Linked DNA regions of Homo sapiens: region 2 is linked to region 1. The links are chromatin contacts, found by Hi-C or POLR2A ChIA-PET in ENCODE. All regions are on one chromosome and are shown on one strand. The core of a region is the stretch at or near the end of the contact, and the rest is flanking DNA. Distances in the headings are between cores, read along the strand shown.

Region 1 (7,429 bases), core at 2,596-5,095:
GGAAAGAAGGAAGGAAGGAAGGAAGGAAGGAAGGAAGGAAGGAAGGAAGGAAAGAAGGGAGGGAGGGAGGGAGGGAGGGAGGGAGGAATTGAAAGGAAGTGTGTGGGAGCAAAAATAATCTTCTAACTCCATATAAGGGTGGATCAGACGAGGTTTCACAGAGAATGTCCTGGGGCTGGGATTTGCAGAAAAATAGATATTAAATAACAGAAATAGGTGGGACTGGAGATAGCACATTTCTGGCAGAAATAAGAGCACAAGTTTGAGAGCATGTAGTGGTCCTTTCACAAAGTGCACATTGGTGCACTGGAGGGTGCGTTGGGGGGTGAGTGGCCAGACATGGGGCTACAGCAGTGGACAGAGGCAGGCGTGGTCAACCCTCTAGACCATGCTGAGTAGCCAAGACTCTACAATGCAGGTTAGAGGAGGCCAGTGATTGTTGATTTTGAGAAAGACCAATGTCAGGTCATTTTGAGAGCAGCTGACAGAAGGCAGAGACCAGCAGTTTGGAAGCAACTGCAATGGTCCAAATAAAAGATGATGTTGAACCAAACACTATGAATCCCCTACCTCAGACAAGGGGCCAGGCACTAGGGATTCAAAAATAAACACGATCTACTCGCTGCCTTATGGAAAGTGAGGTTAAATGAAGAGGGAACAATTTTAATATAAGAGAATGACCATAGATGCTTCAAATAAAAGGTTTAAGTTAAACAATGGAATGCTTCTGACTCTAAACACTTTGAGAACTGCTAAAGAAAAAGCTAACACAAAGTTTAGAGGTTGTAAAGTCCCAAAACAACGAAATAAACAGCTGAGGAGAAAAGAACCTTTCTGAGACAGAACTATCCAAGGCTGACCTCTTTTATTAAGTGGTTGTAAGGATAACTGGGAAGTATCTGGGCAAATACATGGTTTTGTTTTGTTTTTTTGAGACAGAGTCTCATCTGTCACCCAGGCTGGAGCGCAGTGGCGTGATCTCAGCTCACTGCAACCTCTGCCTCTGGGGTTCAAGTGATTCTCCTGCCTCAGTCTCCTGAGTAGCTGGGATTACAGGTGTGCACCACCATGCCCGGCTAATTTTTGTATTTTTAGTAGAGATGGGGTTTCACCATGTTGGCCAGGCTGGTCTTGAACTCCTGACCTCAAGTGATCCACCCATCTCTGCCTCCCAAAGTGCTAGGATTACAGGCATGAGCCACTGTGCCCAGCCAAACACATGGTATTTAAAACACAACTATAACTATAGTATTGCAACTTGGGGAACGTGTGATGGGTGGGTCTTTCCTCAATACAAGATAAGGCACAACACTATTTAATAAAAAAAGCTCTCTGATTTTTTAAGTCTGATCCAACTTCAAATCCCACTTACTAGCTATGTGACCTTGAGTCAATTATTTTACCTGCCTCTCTTCACTATAAAATGAGAATAACCACATATATACCTTATAGGATTGTGAAGGTAAATGAGGCAGGATTCCCAGCTAAAATGGCAGATTGAACAGAAATACCCAATTTCACTCCCTTCTGAAACTCCACTAAAATATAGTACATATTTTTAAAATATATAAAGTAGTATAATAAATACAGCATGGCTTTTCTGTTTAAGACCAAATTCACAAATATGTAAGGGGAAAAGAAGAGGAGAAAACTACAACTTTGGAAACTGGAAAGTAGTTGGATATGTAAAAAAAAAATTGACTTCGATAATCCACAAATACTGAATCCCAAGCTGACAATGGCAAAAGCTGATAACCAAATTAACGTATACCACAGAAGTCTCCAAAGTCACAGGAACTGGAAGGAAGCACCAGTAACTGGGGTGAAGAAAGAGGGCCAGAGAAAGGTGTTTGAGAAAAAGAATCCCGTTGGCCACTCCTCTGCCCCAGCAAAAGTCTAGACCAGCACTGTCCAGTAAAATGGTCCACAATAATGGAAACGTTTTGTATCTGTGCTGTGTCCAGTACGGCAGCCAGTCACATGTGGCTACCAGGCATTTAAAAGATGGCTACTGTAACTGAGAAACCGATTTCTTAATTTTATTAAATGTTAATTTAAATTTAAGTGGCTACCATGTGGCTAGTGACTATTTTATTATAAGGAAACACATATCTAGAGGTTTAGTTTCTGGAAAGGATAAGACAAAGGGTCCTGTAACTAGAGATGTCAGGTGAAGCATGGGAACCTCTGGGCACGCAGAAAGACGGCATCTGCACACATGCTGAGTGCTGGGGGCCAGGATGCTACAGCCTTCACCCTCTTCCCTGCAGCTCCAGAAATGCTGGCAGCCAGTCCCTAGCCCTCCAGGTGAGAGACTGGAATACTGTCTTCTGAGGAATGTGACCATCTCACCAGGACTGACCTAAAGACACAGAGGCTGGGAGTTCCCCAATGAATGGCTCACTCTTAGTGACGTTCAAAGTTCACAAGCCCGAGGCACATGCTCAGCCTTCCTCCAAGTTTAATCATAAACAAACAGCCAAGGTAAACATATGTCTGAGGAAAGCCTCTAATGCAGACATGGAGATAGAAAAAAGCAACTCAGAGAAAACATTACACAGAGAGAAAACTTTAAAAATTAATGTCTTCAGAAAGATAAAAGAATACCTTTTATTTGTGAATCAAGAATAAAATGTTTCTTTTTTAAAGTAACATTTCAGAGAAAAAAGGAGCTCTCGAATATTAAAAAGATAATAACAGAAATGAAAACACAGCTGGGAAAGGGCCCTACGGAACTTCTAGGTTGATAGAAATGTTCTATATTTTGTTTAGGGTGGTAACTGCACAAGCCTATATGATTGTCAAAACAGCCAAAGGAACACTTAGCATTGATAAGCTTTGCTGTAGGTAAATAATATCTTAATTTTCAAAAGCTAAAAAGGTTGGAAGATAATGTTTAGGAAAAGGCCAGGCGCAGTGGCTCATGACTATAATCCCAGCATTTTGGGAGGCTGAGGCAGGGGGATCTCTTGAGGTCTGGAGTTCAAGATCACCCTGACCAACATAGTGAAACCCTGTCTCTGCTAAAAATACAAAAATTAGCCAGGTGTGGTGGCATGCATCTGTAGTCCCAGCTACTGAGGAGGCTGAGGTGGGAGAATCGCTTGAACCGGGAGGCAGAGGTTGCAGTGAGCCGAGATTCTGCCGCTGAACTCCATCCAGCCTGGGTGACAGAGTGAGACCCTTTCTCAAAAAAAAAAAAAAAAGTTTAGGAAATAGGTTAGAAAAGAACAGTTTGAAAATAGGAGAAAAGAGATAAGAAAATTAAAGGGGGCAATCCAGACAGTCACATGTCTGAATTCCTAAAGAAAAGACAAAGAAAGTGGAGGGGAGAAAATCATCAGCAAAACCATTTGAGAAAGATTTCCCAGAACCAAAGGCTACCAGTTGCCAGGTTGGAAAGGCCCATCAAAACAATGGAGAAAAAGACCTGTTTGGGGCATTCCTGGGAAATTTCATAACATTGGAAACAAGGGTCTATAAAGCTTCCAAAAGAGAATAAAACAGGCTACATTCAAAAGATCAAAAATTGAGAATATTCTCAGGCTTTTTAACAGCTGCACCAAGGAAAGAGACAGGCACCCAATGCCTGCAAAATTCTGAAGGGAAACAACTTCCAACCCAGAAGTCTATAACCAGCCAAATTATCAACGAAGTATGAAGGAAGAATCAAGATACAGTTAGACATCAAAGATCTCAAAAAACAAACTGCTATGCATCCTTCTGAAAATAACAGGAGACAGGCTCCAACACAGGAAATAAAGATTAAACAAAGAGGAAGTGAAGGGAACTCCCAGGAGCACAGAACAGAGCGGTCTCAACACAAAAGCTGTGGCCAGCCTCAGAGGATGACCAATCCCCATGTGAGCAGGGCAACTTGAGGGATACTTATGTTGAGGGCAGTCACTGCCAAGATCCCCGTAGACTGCATTGAGGGTAGAATGCCTGGGTGAGCCTGGACCAAATTCCTAATGGAATTTGGTTTTTCTTAATCATGCACTGATGAAATTCCTGTTCCCCTGCTGTGTCCTGCTGCCTGAATCAGCAGAAGACTATTTCACCCCGCAGAAGTATTCCATTTGGCCTATTCCTGAGAGCTGGACATAAGCCAGGGTGGAGCAGCACATTCCTCTTGACTCCACTCCTCCCAGGCTCCCAACAGCTGGGCCCACTGCAGTCTTCTAGGTACCTCCAACTATGAGAAGCCCTGTTTCCCACAACTCATTCATGATCTTTTCCACTGACTTTCCCAAAAGGGTCCCTGCAACCTCTCAACTCTGGATCCAGACTTGACCCAGAGTTTCTGTTCAGACACAGGGGTAATGAATTCAACCAGAGACCATGAAGCTCTTCTCCTGGGAGCCTTCATCTAGAGATGGCATCACTGCCCTTTCCTTATACACCTAGGTTTATGCTTGCTCTGGGGACATATACACTGGTAGAAAGGGCATGATTAATACCAAAGTGGGGGTGACTGTTACCTCTGAGGGAAGTGCAGTGGAGGGGACTACCAGGTGATTTCTAAGATACCAGTAATGTTCTCTTTCTTAACCTGAATGGTGGATACATAGGTATTTTTCTCTAACTATACACATACTGTTTACATAGTCTTCTCTATGTTGATACATTTTTCAATTTAAAAAGTTCCCTCCATAGAAAATTAAATATATTTAGAGACCCTAAGTAGATACTCATTAATTTTCAATTACTTTATTCTGAGATACTACTTAGTCAAGGGCCTGGCAGCTAAGCTAGTTCTCTCCTTTTAAATCAGATGCCCTTGCTGAAAACATGCTCCACCAGGTCCTTGGTCAGGCCAAGGAACTGAGTTTGATCCCCCTCTTTGTATTTAATGGAGCTAGAGGTACCAGAGCAGCACTGTATGTCTTGCATCTGGCATTTCAATCCAGATGTTAGTTGGGCCAGAAAGAATGACCCAGGGCCCTGGAATAAACTGGGTTCCAATGAGCAATACAAGTTCTACTCAGTGAATGTGGATTACAGTAAACTGAAGAAAGATGGTCCAGATTTCTAAATGAAATGTTTCACTATAAAGCTGCTTAGAATGAAGATCTTCCAGAAGCTAGCTGCACTATTTTCCACTTAACTAGGAAATATTTCTCCTTTAGATACATGAAATCATGTTGATATAATGTGTTGGAGATTACATTAACAAATAACTGAAACTTGAAAAAAAATCAATTACCTTATCCTCTCCAGTAATCAAATACTACGCTTCTTTAAAGACCATCTTGAATGGCAGCAACTTTTTTTTCGAAGAAGAAAAATTTATAAGTATCTCATAAACAATTCTCATATTGATTACATGTTGAAATAGGATATTAATTTCACCTGGCTCCTTTTACCTTTTTTTTTATTATTATACTTTAAGTTCTAGGGTACATGTGCACAACGTGCAGGTTTGTTACATAGGTATATATGTGCCATGTTGGTGTGCTGCACCTGTTAACTTGTCATTTACATTAAGTATATCTCCTAACGCTATCCCTCCCCACTTCCCCCACCCCACAACAGGCCCTGGTGTGTGATGTTGCTCTTCCTGTGTCCAAGTGTTCTCATTGTTCAATTCCCACCTATGAGTCAGAACATGCGGTGTTTGGTTTTTTGTCCTTGCGACAGTTTGCTGAGAGTGACGGTTTCCAGCTTCATCCATGTCCCTACAAAGGACATGAACTCATCGTTTTTTATGGTTGCATAGTATTCCATGGTGTATATGTGCCACAGTTTCTTAATCCAGTCTATCATTGATGGACATTTGGGTTGGTTCCAAGTCTTTGCTATTGTGAATAGTGCCGCTATAAACATACGTGTGCATGTGTCTTTATAGCAGCATGATTTATATTCCTTTGGGTATATACCCAGTAATGGGATGGCTGGGTCAAATGATATTTCTAGTTCTAGATCCCTGAGGAATCGCCACACTGTCTTCCACAATGGTTGAACTAGTTTAGTCTCACCAACAGTGTAAAAGTGTTCCTATTTCTCCACATCATCTTTCTAAAATTCTACCTAGGCAATAATCCCCTGGACTTTCATCATTTGCCAATTTGTGCCATTATTTACTTGTAATATATGTCTCCTTAGCTAGGTTGAAAACAGAAATGAACAAAAGCATGACTTTTCCTAATGAGTCTTTCAAGTAGCTACTATAAAAACAATAATGGTCCTAAGTCAAATGGGGTGGGGCCTGACGGACACCCTAGATCCTCTCAGGACAGAGTCGGGTTCTTGGATGAGGTCCTTCCATCACTTAGTGCCTTCTCACCTCCAGCACCTGCTAAGCACAGGGCCTGGCACAGAGTAAGAACTCAAATGTTTCTCAATAAATAATAAACGACATCAAAAGAAAAAAGTGCTAAGAATCAAGTGACAAATATGACCCAAGTAATTAATGAAAAAGTAGCTCCCTATTGAAAGTTAAAAATCACTATGATCATTTCTGGTTAAAGAATCAAACAAAATTTTTAAGCATAAAGAGGAGATGTAGTATTAAGGATAATCCTTGAAAAGTATTTCCAAATCTGAAATTGACGGAAACAGGGAAAAGTGGCTTACACAAAATGAACTGTAATTTAAATGGAATAAACAGGACAAGTGTGGTGGCACATGTGTCATCCTAGCACTTTGGGAGGCCAAGGCAGGTGGATCACTTGAGCCCAGGAATTCAAGACCAGCCTGGGCAACATGGCGAGACCTCATCTCTACATAAAACATAAAAATTAGCTGGGTGTGGTGGCACATACCTGTAGTCCCAGCTACTTGGGAGGCTGAGAACTACACGAGAATTGCTTAAGCCTAGGAAGCAGAGATTGGAAAGAGTCGAGATCATGCCACTGCACTCCTGCCTGGGCGACACAGCAAGACTCTGTCTTAAACTAATCCAAGACTAGACTACACTAGACCAAACTAAAATTAAATTAAATTAAATTAATGCTGGCAGTGGAAAATTTCTCATCCAGCACATATACACTGGAGACAGCATGGTGTGGACTGAATGAGTTCTAACCCTGCCTCTGCCAGAACCTAACCTTGGGCCTTGGATAATTCAAGGAACCCTTCTGGCCCTCAGTTTTCCCCACTGTAAAACAGGCAGGCAGAATAAATGACCATGAAGCTCCCTGAAGGCCAATAGGGTTATAGGAGTCCATATATTCCTGCTTACTGATTCACTGACTGAGTTAAGTATCAAGGCAGTACACAGGAACAGGTCCAGTGCAAAACTGTCCCTAATATCCTACTGATAGAAAAAATAAGAGACACAGTTTCCAATTCAGGTGCTTTTGTACAGTCTAAGTTCTAAAAGCTTTTTATAAATGCTATGCTTTAAGACAGTTAAATGTATCCAGTGACTTTTAACCTGAAAACTGCTAAAGCCAAGGAAAATAATGTAAGTTGAACTCATGCCCAT
Region 2 (7,429 bases), core at 1,409-3,908, 120 kb after region 1:
TTGTGTGTGTGTGTGTGTGTGTGTGTTTGTGTGTGTTTGTGTAGAGACAGGATCTCGCTATGCTGCCTAGGTTGGTCTCAAACTCCTGGCCTCAAGCAATCCTCCTGCCTCAGCCTCCCAAAATGCTGGGATTACAGGCTTGAGCCGCCACACCCAGCCAGTACACACACACATACATATTAACCTCATCTGATAGTTTGAGATAATAGATGGGAAAGTGTTTTGAACAGTAAAAGTCCTATGAAAATGCAAGGGGGCCAGGTGTGCCACCACTGCCAACCTAGACATCCTTTTGACCATGCCAGTTGCTCTCTTTGTTCCCACAACTCACTACAGACTCTAGATATGATTGAGTCAGTGTGGAGTATAGAGATAACTCAAACAACCTTGTTATAAAAGTTCCTAGTATGTATGTTTTTAGTAATAGATAATGCTTATCCAATGTTTCCTATATGGCAGGCATTATGTTAAATACATTATATGTGTTATTTAGTCCTCACCACCATCTTTCTAGTTAAGAAACAGATTTATCTTCAGTTTACAGATAAGTAAACTGTGGCTTCGAGAGGTTACATCATTTGTAAGCTACTACAGTCAATAGGTGGCAGAAAGAAACTCAAACCCAGGTTTGACTGACTCTTTTACACTATATTCTACTATGGCTTCTCTCAAATTATTAGAGGTATTCACACTATTTGGGGACACTAAAGGCAACACACATTGAGCTGCGTACCAGTGGTGATCTTACTGTCAATGACTTTTGATCTAGGGTGATTCAGCAGGAAAGGTATTTTTGGATGCTGACTGAGCTTCTCCGACACAGCCATTGCCTTTTCCAGGGTTATGTGTTCTATTTGGTTCCTTCCTGAGGATTCCCCCCATTCCCCTAGGCTTAGCCTCTGTATTAGTTTCCAATAGCTGCTGTAAGAAACTACCACAAACTTAGTGTCTTAAAAACAACACAAGTTGTTTTTAAGGTCAAAAGTCTGAAATGCGAAGAGGCACAGTGGCTTACACCTGTAATCCCAGCACTTTGGGAGGCTGCAGCGGGTGGATCACCTGAGGTCAGGAGTTCAAGACCAGCCTGGCCAACATGGCAAAACCCTGTCTCTACAAAAAATATAAAAATTAGCCAGACATGGTGGTGGGCACCTATAATCCCAGCTACTCGGGAGGCTGAGGCAGGAGAATCCCTTGAAATTAGGAGGTGGAGGTTGTAGTGAGCCAAGATTGCCCCACCACACTCCAGCCTGGGCAACTAGAGCAAGACCCTGTCTCCAAAAAAAAAAAAAAGAAGTCTGAAATTGGGCCTCAAAGGGCTAACATCAAGGTGCTAGCACAGATGCTTTCCTTCTGGAGGCTCTGGAAAGAATCTGTTCCTTGACCTTTCTATCGTCTAGAGGCCACCTGCCTTCTGTGGCTCGAGGCCACTTCACTCCAGCCTGTGCTTCTGTCATCACATCTTCTCCGACTCTCCTGCTTCCCACTTGTAAGAACCCTGTGATTACCCTGACCCACCTGGGTAATCCATAGTAATCTCTCGACCTTACAATCGGGATGAGCAACCTTCATTCCATCTGCAACCAGAATTCCCTCTGGCATTTAACATAACGTGTTCTCAGGTTCCAGGGATCAGAATGTGGACCTTTATTCTACGGACCATTATTCTGTCCACAACAATCTCCCTACTCAGCCCTCACATACACACACATGCCCAGGTCCCCCTGTGCTCTGGATTTCAGGGCCTTCCCCATCCCACTCACCTACCCATAGTGGCGCTCTGGTTTTTCTGTATTCATTCAACAAACATTTATAGAACACCTATTATGTCCTAGGCATTTTGCGAGGGGCAAGGGATACCACGAAAAAAAACATAGTCCTGCTTTGAAGGACCTCACATTTCAGAGGAGCTGACAGAAAAATCATGAAACACAAGAAAACATGGCAAATATTGGGGTGGGGTAAAGGAAGCCCAGGAAGTGAAGTTTTTATATAGGACTTGGGGTCTGGGGAGGGCAGGGATATACAAAGATGTATATCATCGCTCCTGTTGCTATCACAGATCCATCATTTCAATGTAGTGGGTATCATCACGGAAAAAGAGGGCCTGCAATCTGGGCTCAGGATTTCCTGAAATGTCAAGTGCCCAAACTGATGGCAGGCAGAGCTGGACTGCTCAGAGACCACAAAGTGCAGGGACACCAGACCTCCTGAAGGCCTGGCTGTCGCACGGGTCGGAGCAGCCAGCAAGAGCTCCTTATTACCGTGGCGAGGAGACCGCGCCAAGTGGAAAAAGCTATTTACAGTGTTGAAGGGGGAAGGGCTCATCCCAGTGGGTGATTTTCTCATTTCCCCAGGCTGAACCTGACCTAAAACAAACTTTCATTTTCAAAGCTGAAAGGGGAAAACTTGCTACATACACAAAGATGGAGTTTTAGTTCCTCTGCATCTCAAATGTGGAGTCTGAGGAAAGAGCCAGTACCCCGTAAGCACTGGATGTTTTCTGTTTTAGATACTGTATCAGCCCAGGACCCTGGATATGCCTAGCGACCCACCTGTGCTCCAACCTGTGCTCTCTGTGTCGTCTCCTACCTGATGGCCTCTGTGTAACCCTTATCATAGCAAACACAGAAGCGATCATCTGATTCTGTATGTTCCTGTACACAGACATTTCACAGGAACCATGGGGCGCTAGTTTCCAGCTCTGTACTGAACTCTACTGTCTCCTTTCAGAAACACAAGCAAATACTTATACTATATATACATACAGTTGGTCCTCCCATCTGAAGATTCAACCAGCCATGGATCAAAAATATCTGGGCTGGGCACGGTGGCTCACGCCTGTAATCCCAGCACTTTGGGAGGCCAAGGTGGGTGGATCACCTGAGTTCAGGAGTTCTAGACCAGCCTGGCCAACATGGTAAAACCCCGTCTCTAGCAAAAATACAAAAAATTAGCCAGGCATGTTGGCAGATGCCTATAATCGCAGCTACTACTTGGGAGGCTGAGGCAGGAGAATCACTTGAATCCAGGAGGCGGAGGTTGCAGTGAGCAGAGATCTCACCACTGCACTCCAGCCTGGGCAAGAAGAGCAAAACTCTGTCTCAAAACAAAACAAAACAAAACAAAAAAATCTGGAAAAGAAAAACAAAACAAAAAAACCCTCAAAACAGAAAACACTATAAGAATAAAAAATAACGAATTTTAAAGCAGTACAGTATAACAACTATTTACATAGCATTTACATTGTATTAGGTATTAGAGGCAGTCTAGAGATGATTGAAAGTATACGAGAGGATGTGCATGGGGTAAATGCAAATATTATCCCGTTTATTATCAGGAACTTCAGCTTCCATAGATTTTGCTACCTGAGGGAATCCTGAACCAATCTCCCTCAGATACTGAAGGACAACTGTATATACTTTTCATTTTCTTAGTCTTAGTTATGAAAAACCAGGCACTCTTATTTAACACACACACACACACACACACACACACACAAACACACCCCAGAAATTTCTTTTTACAGTTGCTCATACACAAAAAGCATAGAGAAGACTGAATTCATGTTACATCAGGTGACTTGGTGAAATAACTGGTGTTTCATATAGGGCTTTAGAGTTGGCCGAAGGTTGTCCTGGCCACTGAATTTTCTCCTTATAACAACCTTATGGAATAGCTGTCTTTGATGCGGGTCCAGTAAGTACTAGGTACCTGTCAAATCCAGAGTCCTCTTCTGAGAGCACTGACTCAACGGGGACTTTTCATTTTTTACTATGTTTGATAAAATAACTTCTGTTCTTGGTCTACAGAGAACTAAACTGAGGATGAGTTCAACTCTCTGCTTTTCTGCTTTTAGTCCCTATCTGCTAGGTGGTCATCAGCCTCAGCCAGAACACCTCTATCGCATGGGCATCACCTCCAAGGCAAGCTCCGGCTTCAGTTTGTTCTGACTGATGGCCAGAGAGAGAAGTGTAAAGATTCTCCTAGTGCTTCTGCAAGAGAACCACAGAGAGGAAAACACCTTTCAAGGAGTTTGGTGTGGGCCCATTACAGGTTCTCTATGTTGGAAATGACAAACCAACCCAATCAGATCCTTTCTGCAGGACAATATGAATGACAGGTGGTCTCAGAAAAAGTAGATCATGGAATCTAATGTTTTTCACTCAAAACAGTGCATGAGACCTGCTGTTTATCCCAATCGCAGAAATATGAGGACTTGGAGTTACTCTGTGACTAAAGAAGACATGGTATTGCATCTTTGTAATTAGCCTCCATTAATAAGGGGAATATAATATAAAGTCCTAATTTTTATGCCTATTCTAAAGGTGAGGAGATGGAGTCTCAGAGATATGAAGTAATCCACAAGGTCTCCTAGCTAGGAAGTGGCACCTACTTTCAATAACCTTGGTTACAGATTTTCATTAATAATAAAACAAACTCAATAGAAAAACTTTTTTAAATGTATAGACTTCAGATAATAAAAACAAAAACCTATACCACAATTTGGATGAATCTCCAGGGAGTTATTCTACATTGAAAAAAAGCCAATTCCAAAATGTTACATAGCATATGATTATATATATATATAGTTTGTTTTTGTTTTTTGTTTTTGAGACAAAGTCTTGCTCTGTTGCCCAGGCTGGACTGGAGTGGCATAATCTTGGCTCACTGCAACCTCTGCCTCCCAGACTCAAGTGATTCTCCCACCTCAGCCTCCTGAGTAGCTGGGACTACAGGCATGCACCACCACACCTGGCTAATTTTTTTTTTTTTTTTTTTTTTTTTGCTTGTTTGTTTGTTTAGATGGAGTCTCCCTCTGTTGCCCAGGCTGGAGTGCAGTGGCACAATCGCAGCTCACTGCAACCTCCGCCTCCTGGAGTCAACAATTCTCCTGCCTCAGCCTCCCAAGTAGCTGGGATTACAGGGGCCCACCACCACACCTGGCTAATTTTTGTATTTTTAATAAAGATAGGGTTTCACCATGTTGGCCAGGCTGGTCTCGAACTCCTGACCTCAAGTGATCCACCCGCCTTGGCCTCCAAAAGTGCTGGGATTACAGACGTGAGTCACCGCACCTGGCTGAATTTTTGTATTTTTTAAGAGATGAGGTTACACTGTGTTGGCCAGGCTGGTCTCAAACTCCTGACCCCAGGTAATCCACCTGCCTCGGCCTCCCAAAATGCTGGGATTACAGGTGTAAACCACTGTGCCCAGCCCTATTTACGTAACATTTTTGAAAGGACATAATTTTAGAAAGCAAGGATAGACTAGTGGTTGGCAAAGGTTAGAGATATGGATGGGGCTGGGTTTGGAGGCTCAGCAGGCTGGGACCCTGAACTGGTGATGTGGAGATGGTTGTTTCTGCTTTTTGGCAAAGTGCAGAGTGAGCTTTAGGTCAGATGTTTTTCAGTGAGCCCATCACAGGAAATCCTTGGCTTTCAGGACAATTTCTGAGCTTATTGTCTACCTTAGAGAAAGTAAATGAAGTTGCAAGTTTTTCAAATGGGTTAGTGTGACATTAGGATTAATACCTACGTACCTGCCTGTAGAAAAAGAATGCTTATGGCAGCTTGGTGCTGTAGAGAGTCAACGTGACTTTTAAGTGAAGGTGAAGATTGATGACAATCTGCAAACCACTGCACCTGTGTGGTGGAAAGTCAGGGTGACCAGATGGCTTGGGAAGTGGAGCCTGAAAGAGTAGTTCCAATTTGGTCTTGTTGTTTTTGCTGAGCTGGTGGCTGTTTGTAGCCAACAGGCCAACGGCAAGGGGAGAGATGTACACGCAGTTTGGGCGGCAGTACAAGAGAGGAGTGAAGCAAAAGAGGACAACTGAGTGCAACAGCAAGATTCATAGCTCCAGCAGGCTGTGTCCTGCTGTCACCCTTGGAGACTGTGATGCCCTGGGCAAGTCTTTTCTCTGAGTTTGATTCTCTGTTTGTAAAACATAACAATGAACTGTTGCCCAGCCTACATTACCAGGTTGTTGGAACAAATGGAATGATGCAGGTAAAAATATTGTGTGATTATAGACTAGTAATGGGATTTGGTAGCATTCCAAATCTAGTGGTCCCTAAATAAATAATTTCTGTACCTATGTTTTAGAAAGTAAGTCAACTCAGTCTGAAGACTGGTGGGTCCACGGTCCTCGGTCAGCACCGCTAAATGACTGGGTCTTGGCAGTGCCTGTCACACTCACCATGAGTTCTTGTATTGGGTCATACAGCTGGGGAGGAAGAAGGCATGATGGCCACATCAAAGCTGAGCTCTAATAACTGCAGCGGACTTCTTACTTTGCTCCCATGGCTGATCTCTGGCCCAAAGCCAAGCATATAGCAAGTCTAATGAATGAATGAATGCTTATCTAATTTAGTGAAGGGTTTTTTTTTCTCCTTTTCTGCTTAGGTAATTTGGTCAGTTACTAAGATTGGAAGTGACAGACAGGAGAAGAGAGACTATCACAGTGGGTAAGGGTCTAGCTAAAGACCCTCTGGGAGAGTGGCAGTTAGAGTTCAAAAACCTTCTCTGTGATGTGGCATTTGTGTGGTGGGAAGCATGAAAGCATGGTGGGAAGCATGAAATCATGGTGGCTCTGGAGTCAGGGGGTTGTGTGAGTGACCTAGCTTTATCCTCTGTGAGCCACAGTTTCTGCATCTGTGCAATGGTGATGATGACAGTGCCCTCCTCATAGAACTGTCATGAGGACTAAATGAGATCAACAGATATAGAACAGCTGGCACAAGCAGGAACACAATAATATGGGCCCTTTCCTTTCTCTTTCCCCTCTTCACATGATAGGAAAAAGATGTCATCACTCCTTTAAAATATCTCTCTTGCAAGTTTTTGAGAGAGAATGAAAATGGGAGCCTCAAATAGCTAAGCTTATCCTCTTTATAGCTCCTGGAAGTAAATCTTATCAAGCTTGGGATTTGGAGTCAGACAAACATAGCTTCAGATCCAAGCTCCACCAATTACAAGCTATGTGATCTTAAACACATCAGTTAATCTCTTCTAATCTGTCTTCTCAAGAGCTAAATCATATCTAAGAATATGGTTGTTTAGAAAGTTAAATGGGTGGTGTATGTAAAGTGTCTAGGACAGTATCTTATACACAGTCAGAACTCAATAAGTGGTCACTCTTTTAAGAACTGTCTTGGGTGTGGCACAGGGAGTGCACAGAAAAATGGAGAGCAGAGTGTCCACAGACATCACTATTATTTTTCATAATCATCAGCAATCCTTGGTTCCACCTGTGCAGTACTTTCTTCCCACTAGAGTTCAACAATAGTTTACTTTGAAAGACTTGGGGGATATGAATGAACAACAGGGTGGTATGATGCACTCCCAATACCCCACCTGCAGGCCCGGATGAGGCCCTTAAGTCAGACACGGACAAGCTGGAGGCCATGCCAAAGGGAGCCCACAGGAT

Evidence for each region. A loop is a pair of places that touch in the nucleus more often than their neighbours do. ChIA-PET counts read pairs that join two places held with the same protein, here RNA polymerase II (POLR2A). Pooled maps may share reads with other maps.
Region 2: a pooled map shows a loop between it and region 1 (2.1-fold over the local background). The contact joins two enhancer-like sites. A Hi-C loop is called at or near these places in 5 of 50 pooled maps. POLR2A ChIA-PET finds 5 or more read pairs at or near these places in 3 of 52 experiments (activated B cell, activated naive CD4-positive, alpha-beta T cell and activated naive CD8-positive, alpha-beta T cell).

What each region holds. Positions count from the first base shown.
Region 1 is chr1:64,913,651-64,921,079 of GRCh38, forward strand. The region is part of intron 1 of JAK1 (Janus kinase 1); the gene reads right to left. It also overlaps the pseudogene LOC100130270. Among named protein-coding and RNA genes, the nearest start is that of JAK1, 49 kb to the right of the region's middle. RefSeq lists an enhancer at 2,256-2,550. Within about 2 kb of position 3,846, at least 26 of the 41 ENCODE cell types and tissues checked have a DNase peak (open chromatin) inside an H3K27ac peak, as active enhancers do.
Region 2 is chr1:65,038,938-65,046,366 of GRCh38, forward strand. It overlaps a transcript of JAK1 not described here. Among named protein-coding and RNA genes, the nearest start is that of MIR3671, 15 kb to the right of the region's middle. Within about 2 kb of position 2,659, at least 9 of the 41 ENCODE cell types and tissues checked have a DNase peak (open chromatin) inside an H3K27ac peak, as active enhancers do.